Linked DNA regions of Homo sapiens: region 1 is linked to region 2. A link is a loop called in an ENCODE intact Hi-C map of the cell type or tissue named here. Cell type or tissue: PC-9. All regions are shown on one strand.

The links. A loop is a pair of places that touch in the nucleus more often than their neighbours do. Peaks named below come from ENCODE experiments on the same cell type or tissue, not always from the same donor. Only the 100,000 strongest peaks of a DNase experiment are listed, where the experiment ranks them.
Region 1: it touches region 2 in a loop (4-fold over the local background); 8 of 110 quality-filtered maps call a loop at or near these places.

The regions. Positions count from the first base shown.
Region 1 is chr13:24,562,779-24,566,778 of GRCh38, forward strand. LOC101927375 (ankyrin repeat domain-containing protein 26-like) reads left to right here. Exons shown (of 11, transcript XM_011535334.3): 7 at 1,205-1,462. The coding sequence ends at 1,365. Among named protein-coding and RNA genes, the nearest start is that of PARP4, 52 kb to the left of the region's middle. In PC-9, no CTCF peak of the experiment used is centred here; no DNase peak of the experiment used is centred here.
Region 2 is chr13:24,305,239-24,309,238 of GRCh38, forward strand. SPATA13 (spermatogenesis associated 13) reads left to right here. Exons shown (of 13, transcript NM_001166271.3): 13 at 1-1,831. It also overlaps a transcript of C1QTNF9 not described here. Among named protein-coding and RNA genes, the nearest start is that of C1QTNF9, 2.3 kb to the right of the region's middle. In PC-9, no CTCF peak of the experiment used is centred here; DNase peaks (open chromatin) are centred at 1,573 and 2,263; H3K27ac peaks cover 586 bases.

The DNA.
Region 1 (4,000 bases), 260 kb after region 2:
GAGACTACAATTTTTTCCCGTGTTTGAAATGCTTGTTGGAATTCTGATCTTTACCTAGAGGAAAGCTTTCCTTGCTAACATGTCAATTTTGTATAAAGTTTAATTACTTCATCCTAGTGTTAGACTGATTATCTGAAGCAAATTGGATGTTTTGATTAGTGTGTGTGTGTGTGTGTGTGTGTGTGTGTGTGCAGGGAATATCTTGGAGTACAAAAATGAGGAAAGTAATCTTTTTTTCATGGCTATTTGGCAGACACACTCATTTCAAAGAGTGATTCTGAAACTTTATAGGCTTAGGGTTTTTTGTGCAATTAATAATTATTGCATAGAAGTAACCAACACCCTGAATTAGGTGTTTGTCATTGTCATGCACTTTTCATACATTTTACCATATATGTGTATGGCCATAAATCATATGTAGAATTGGTGTTTCTGTCCTAAAATTTCAATCATATAACTGATTGTACATTATAAATATATTATTCAGCAGCTTTCTTTTGCTTACTCAGCGTTATAGTTTTGAGATCAGTCGATATGTTTTGTTCACACCCATTGATTTGTCCAAAGAGATGCATTGCTATTTTCAGAAGTAGTTCTAGTTGAGTTTACATTTCCTATAGTATTTCATGCTATGACAGTACCACATTTAATTCAACTCTGTTTTGTGGTGAGAAAAAGATAAAAACATTAAAAAATGATGGCATATCCCAAAGAGCTTTTGTTTAAGTGGATTGTATCTATTGATATTTACTATATCAGAAACTGAAGCTGAATAATTTAAAATATAAGCATGCACCACCATGCATTCCAATAGCCATTATAACTCTGGCCCATTAAGCACCCATGATCTTATGACACATCACGTGTCTCATGGTTAAACATAAGTCTTGTTATTAAAAGAAAGTTCATATTACTGAAGAATATTATTAATAAACAAAGCTCTCATGGAAAACAAAATATATAATATTGCTGAGTGAATCAAATAAGTAACACTAAAAAATAAAAATGTCAAAGATGATCGTTAATAAAACCTATGTGAGTGAATGGCAAGTACAGGACATGTAGAATACAATAAGCCATGCAGGAGTGGTGTGTTTCTGGGGGAGTGGAGGACATGGGACTGCTTCTGTTTTAGAAGGAATTTCTCCACGTTAGTCAAATTGTATTATGATTTACATTCTAATAATGAAAACTTTACTTTCAGCTTTTTCAGCTTTGGATTTTAATAGTTTGACCTTCAGTAATGAGCTTCATGAAAGATCTGAGAATTTGAAAGTTGGTGATCTATGTCCATTTGTGTCTCCACCAATGACCAACACTGTGTTGGGATCCACAGACTTGGGGAAGATGAACTTAATAGATTAAGAAAAGATGACCACTGCAGCTGCATTTCTATTTTGGAATCACACTCTCCGTGACCTGTGTGAGTCACAGCTACCAGAAAACAAAGACAGCAAAGAAGGTAATAAAGAAGCATAGAGAATTCAGTCCCAGTGTAGCTGTACTTGGCTTCATAATACCATAGTTGTAACTTTTAAAGAATCATTTTGTGGCAAAGTGTGTATTGTGTTTACACCCCCCTTATACAAGCTACAACCAAACAGAGGACCTATCAGCAGGGCATTTATGTTCTTCCTTTAACCAAAGCAACATAAAAATAAGAAAGAGAATGAGATGGACGAGTAATTTTGTTTAGGCTAGCATTTAACATAAACTTGAATGTGAGTCCAAGGATTACATGCAGAACTTTGGGACTGGGGGGGAGATGTTTGATTGCCTGCTCAAACACAATGTGGTTTCTTTGCTTTATTTCCATAGCTCTGAATTTGTATCAGTTGTAACTATATAAAATGTTGCCCCTAAAGCACCTTCCAAACCCCAAAATTAAGTTATTTTTAATAACTTCTGTGACTTTATGTAGTATAGAATTGTCTTTCCCAGTATGAATGGGTATCCTTGAGAATTTGCTAGATGGTGTCTTTTCAGCTGTGTTCACACAGTTTATCACCTTGTTTTCATGAATAACAATTTACTAGGAATACTAGTTTGAAGGAAGGTGGTGTCATTAAAAATAACATGAAAATACATTTTAATTTTACTAGGACACATAATCTGTTGAATAATTGCATCTAATATGTGTTCTACTTTATGTCCCAGTTAAATTCATTGTCTTTAATAAGGTATACGATCAGATCTATATAGTAATAAATCATAAAATATTTTTGCACCCCAATAGTTTCATTTCCTTTTTTACACGGCAAAACCCAGTCTCTTGAAAAAATACAAAATTAGCCGAGCATGGCAGCTGCCTGTGGTCCCAGATACTCAGAGGCTGAGGTGGGAGAATCTCTAGAGTCTGGGAGGCAGAGATTGTAGTTAGCTGAGATCGCACCACTGTGCTCCAGCCTGGGCTACTGAGCAAGACCTTGTCTCAAAAAAAATGACACAAAAGAAAAGATGATTTGAAAGATTGTCCCATACAGTTTAGGACAAAAGGGATAGACATGCATAGAAAGAATGTACATTTCAGGTGGTAAATATACACTAGGAAAATCAATGCAGTGCTAAGGCAGCCCCAAGGAAAGAGATGCCTGTTTTTCTGAGGAAAGATAGCAAGAATCAAGGAATACTTCACACAGCAATGTGAGTGATGAAAAAGAAATGGTTAGAATAGTAGAGGAAAACATTTCTGATATCGAGAACAGGATGTACACTGGTAAAGTATAAACAGTTACAGTAATTCTGGAAATCATTGATTATAGGCATAATGTGTTGTTAAGAATGGCACTACTGGACCGAGCGCGGTGGCTCACGCCTGTAATCCCAGCATTTTGGGATGCTGAGGCAGGCAGATCACCTGAGGTCAGGAGTTCAAGATCAGCCTGGTTAACATGGTGAAACCCCATCTCTACTAAAAATACAAAATTTAGCGGCTTGAGCCACCTCACCCGGCTGAAAATTTTTTTAAGACAGGCTCTCACTGTGTCACCCACACTGGAGTTTGAGTGAATGCAATCTTAATGGCCACAATCAATATTCTTTTTTAGGTCACAGTCAAAATTCTTTATTGATAAAGACCTCTCATGTTTATCTCAAAAGAAGCTTTAAGGATTGTCTAGGAATCACCACATGCTATTTAGGTTCTATGTCTCAAAAAAAGAAAATGCTAAAATAATGTAGAACATTTAAATTCACTATTACTAATTACACAGTTTTCTGTGATTGGAAATGGTCATCAAACCAAAGGGAAAATTGCAATTTTCATACGTTATCTTGAGTAATTTCACTTAGAGATTTCATTGAAGTTAATTCTTCGTCACTATTGTTGGTAAATTAAGAGTTTTTAGGAAGCAGTTTCTGTAATGAAATTTCAGATGTTTTGAATATTTCTGTTTTATAGTTAACTGTGCAATACTTTTATTGAGGTTTTCAAATACAATTACTGTGCAGTTAAAGAAAGCAATGTTATGTCCAGCTTTCAGTAATTGCTTGTATGGGCTATCTGTAGTCCCTGGATGAAATAATGCTTGAGTAGATGAATAAAAATACATGAATGAATTATAATATTTAGACAATGAAGATTGCCTATAACCTTATTTTTAGCATAATTCCCTAAAGCTATTTGTGTTATATGTTTGAATGCATTTCAATATGAACTTGGTAACTGTCATTTCTATTTTAAGACTTCAGTGACCTGGGAGGAGAAAATAATTGGGCCCAGTGGTTATTATTACTAGATTTTCCTTTGCTTGAATCTAGGCTTGTGTCTTTCATCTATTGGAATAAAAGCATTAAAAATAATCTGTGGTATATTTTATATAATCTGATTCATTGGTAATCTAATCTTGCAATATAAACTGGGTGCATTAAGCACTTGTAGTATATTAAGCCTGGGAGACTGAAGTTTCTTTTCAGCGTTCCTATTAAGTATATGGTGATGGAAATTTTTCAAAATTTTTAATGGAAAATGATGTCCCAATTCACTCTTTTCTTTTTGATT
Region 2 (4,000 bases):
CCCACCTACCTCCACGGACTTCCTAACAGAGACTTATGAATACCAGGATGTGTTTTTGTTAAGTCAGGTTCAATTCGTTGCCCCTGTCAGTTTTATAGAGTGTGAGGGTCACTCCATTAAAGATCTCTCCTGGGTGGATCCTACTTGGATGTTCAGGTGATTTTGAAAACTGCTAACATTTTTAAAAGGCTAGAACATCCTTTGACTTCTTGAAAATCTGCATGTCTGGCTTGGGTTTTATTACCACATGCCTGAGTTCTTCAAGAATGGAAGGCTCAAGTATTCTCATCTTCCATTTGCCAAACTTCCTTCCTGATTTGAGTCACGTGTTCCACTTGGAAAGAAAGGGAACAGAGAGCCTCCTCCATGGACAGTGTATGAATTTCATTGGGAATCTTGCTCTCTCCCGCCTCTATGCCTTTCTCTCTTTTTAACCTTACTTTACATAATATTATAGATGGGCCAAGAAAAGAAAAGATGACATAACATTTTGATGAATTTCACCTATTCCATTCTTCACGTTTCAGAATTGGTCGACTTTGTTAGAAGATAATTGAAGTAGCCTTGGGTCAAAAGCAACCTTTTCAATTGTGATCATACCTAAAACATATAAAAACCCTGCCGTAGATTAAAAGCAATTATAAAATCATAAAATTGAATGTTTGCAGAATCCTGGAGCAGTAGATTTCTTTGTCTTTGGCCTGCGGACTAGAAAGAGGGCAGCAGTAGTATGCTGGAGCTTCCCTGGGATACCAGCCACATGGTTTCTTTTCATTAGATCTGATTTTTGTTTCCCACTGTAGATCTGATTTTGTAGTTGAAAACATTTCACCACCATCAAACACTATTTCTGAATATTGTGCCTTTTTATACCTAGCCTAGATGAAAACCGATGCCATTCTTATTCAGAAAATCCCCCCATCCTACATGACTGTTATCTAGACATAAAGCAAAGTGCATTTAATTCAAAATTTGGTTCACAATATAAGTATTTTGTAAAAGCCAGCTGAACCAGCATTTTATCAGGTGGAAATCTCTGCAAGCCAAATTGCTGATACTCCTTCATGCAGATCAACTTGGTGTCCCAGTCAGAATAGAACAGCATAATTACCTGGAGTTAGGGGGAGTATTTCTGCACTATTACTTGTCAGGGAGAGAAGAAACTTAGAATTGTCCCTCAAAGGAGTGTCAAGAAGTATGAATAAATGTCCTTTCACCAGCTCACAGGCCAGAAATGGAGGACCCAAGTCAACTAGGTGAAACTACTAGCAGACCCAGCTTTCCCATAATAACCTAATCTGCAAATTGTTCTATTAAAGTCTCATTGTTTTCAGGATGCAATGAAAGTGGATTTCAAAAGGCTTTGGAAAAATAAGTGGAACATGACTGATCTTGAAAAAAAAAGCAAAAGCTTAAATATTTGATACAAGTTTACTTAGCTACAACATACTTTACATTGTTGCCTTTAGTTATCTCACAGGCACTGACATTTTATATTTAGAAAATACTTTTAATCTTTCTAATCTTTTTTTGTAAATATTAGTGTCCATTCTGTATGACTCGCTAACCTACTTTGCAAGGCTTTGGGCAACATTTTAGCTCATTAACTTCAAGATGATGTGTCATCTGTATAGGTCAAAGAATGGGACTTCTGAACTGAGGAATTTGCTGTTGACAGCCAAAGTATAGTGTACAAGATTGATGTAACTTGATATGTATTTTTGTTGAAGTTTTTTGTAAAAAAAAATTATTTACAATGTTATTTGAATGATTTTTTTAAATGCTGTGAATCTATATTTGTTGTTTTGTATATTAAAATTCATTTGCCAAACTCGTTCTGATGATGCATTTGAGTAGCAGCCTTTAAAAGGAGGAAGTGGAGAGCTGGGTGCGGGGGCTTCTGGGATTTGTAGCTCCTCTGCTGCCCTGATGTCCCTAGACTTCTCAGTGGCAACAACTCATCCATTCAGGAGCTCCATGTAACCACTGGGTAGGCGTGGGAGAAGGGGGGCTCCGAGGGCAACCTCGGAGGGCACCCTGGCTTGAGAAACGTCAGTGGTTGGAGTAAGAGGGATGCGGAAGGGAGCAGTGGGGCGGGGCCGCTTTTGCTAGGGATCATGGAGAGGAGACAGAACAACAGACTGTGCCCTCTGACTGCCCCTGAAGGCTAGGCCCTGCCACAGGAGCTGTGCTAGTGGCCCTGCTCACTCGCCCTTTGCGGGTGGGTAGATTAGAATTTCCTTCTCCAACAGCTCAGAAGAGCTAAGTCAACAGCCCATTGTTTGCTGTGGCTGTAATCAGAAAAGGATTCCTATGAAGGCTGCCAAGTGGCTACTGCCCACTTTTTGTTTACTCTTAATATCCACCTGCTTCCCAAAGTGATCTGCTCCTCCCAACCTTGGGCTGCACTGGGGAAGGGCGGTCGCTAGGGTGGGGAGGGGGCGAGCCCCAGAACCCATAGGGCAGAGCATAGTGGCTCCATGTATAGGACACAGTGAAAGAGATGGGGGTGGCATTTTCTTCCAGGAGAGTTGTGGGGAGATGACCGTTAGGTCATAAGCGCGCCCCTACTCTGCACTGGCGAGACCAGCAAAGCTGGAGTGAACCCAGCTGAACCTGGGCCGCAGCAGCCCCGGAGGCTGGAGGCGCTGCAGTCGGGAAACACCAGGAGGATGGAGCCCTTTTCCCTGTAAGCAGGAGGCCAGGATCCTGATTCCTGAGCCGGCTTCCCACGGACCCCAGGCCCCGGCAGGGTCCTGGCGGGAGGAAGAACCCACGGAGTGAGTGGGGTGTCAGCAAAGCGGGGCCGCAGGGCAGGTTCTGGAAGCCTCTCCGCGTGGCTGGGCTGGAGTGTGCAGACGTGGGAGAGCCCGGAATGGGGAGCGCGTGGCCGGTGGAGGCCCGAGGCTGTGCTTCCGTCGCTGGCTCTGAGGCAGAGGTCCAGGCCGGCAGGCTGCCCAGGTGGTCCTGTCTCAGAGCTCTCCGGGGCGCAGAGGCGCGGGAAGCGGGGAAGGGCCGGGCAGCGAGACGGGTGTCCCCAGCAGGAGGTCGGGGACCCGTCGCGCGTTCCGTCGGGGCCGCCTGCGGTGCAGGGGTCAGAGACCAGCCACGCGAGCAAGAGGGAGCCCGGCCAGAACTGCTGAGAGCCCCCAGCGGAGCTGGGACTCAGGGGCTCCTTGCGTTTAGCCACCAAGAGTGGGGGCAGGCTGCGGGGTGCCGGGGAGAAGCCAGATCTCACTCATTTTACACCGACTAATTAGATCCCGCCGCCCACCTGGGACCACGGCATTGTCATGTCCGCTGCACTGACGGGGAAATTGAGGCACGGGGGCGAGTAAGGCGGGAGAGGGAGTCGGCGCCGCCGAGCTGGGGCGAGCCCCGCACCCACCCGTACACTCGGCCTCTGCCCCTGCTCTGTGCGTGGGCTCCTGCTCTGTGCGTGGCCTCGCCGCCGAGCTGGGGTGAGCCCCGCACCCACCCGTACACCCGGCCTCTGCTCCTGCTCTTTGCGTGGCCTCCTGCTCTGTGCGTGGCCTCTGCTCCTGCTGCGTGCACTGCGGCATCTCGGGAAACCGGGCTGGGCTCCTCTGTCCTCTGGAAGCTACTGTAAGTTTTAGATAAATGTTACTACTAGACACGAGGAAAGTGAGTCCATGATTACTGGCATTGAACAAATGGTTGCACCGCGTTCTCCGTGGTAGGTGGAGTGTGTGATTGTGAGAGGGGAATGGACACTGAATCCTTACCTACACAAATGCCTAAACTCGTAAGGCATTACGACACACCCATCTGAAAATCTAATTAAGCGGTAGGAATTCTAATGGTCCGGGATCCAAATGAGACCCAGCCACTTAACAGTTAGCAGCCTTCAGTTTTGTCCTGTTGCCCGTAATTACCCCAAGGTCAGGGAGAAGCACTGAAGCAAAGGCATGAACATCACTTTGAAAAAGAAAGGAGTTAATGGGTGCAGCACACCAACATGGCTCATGTATACATATGT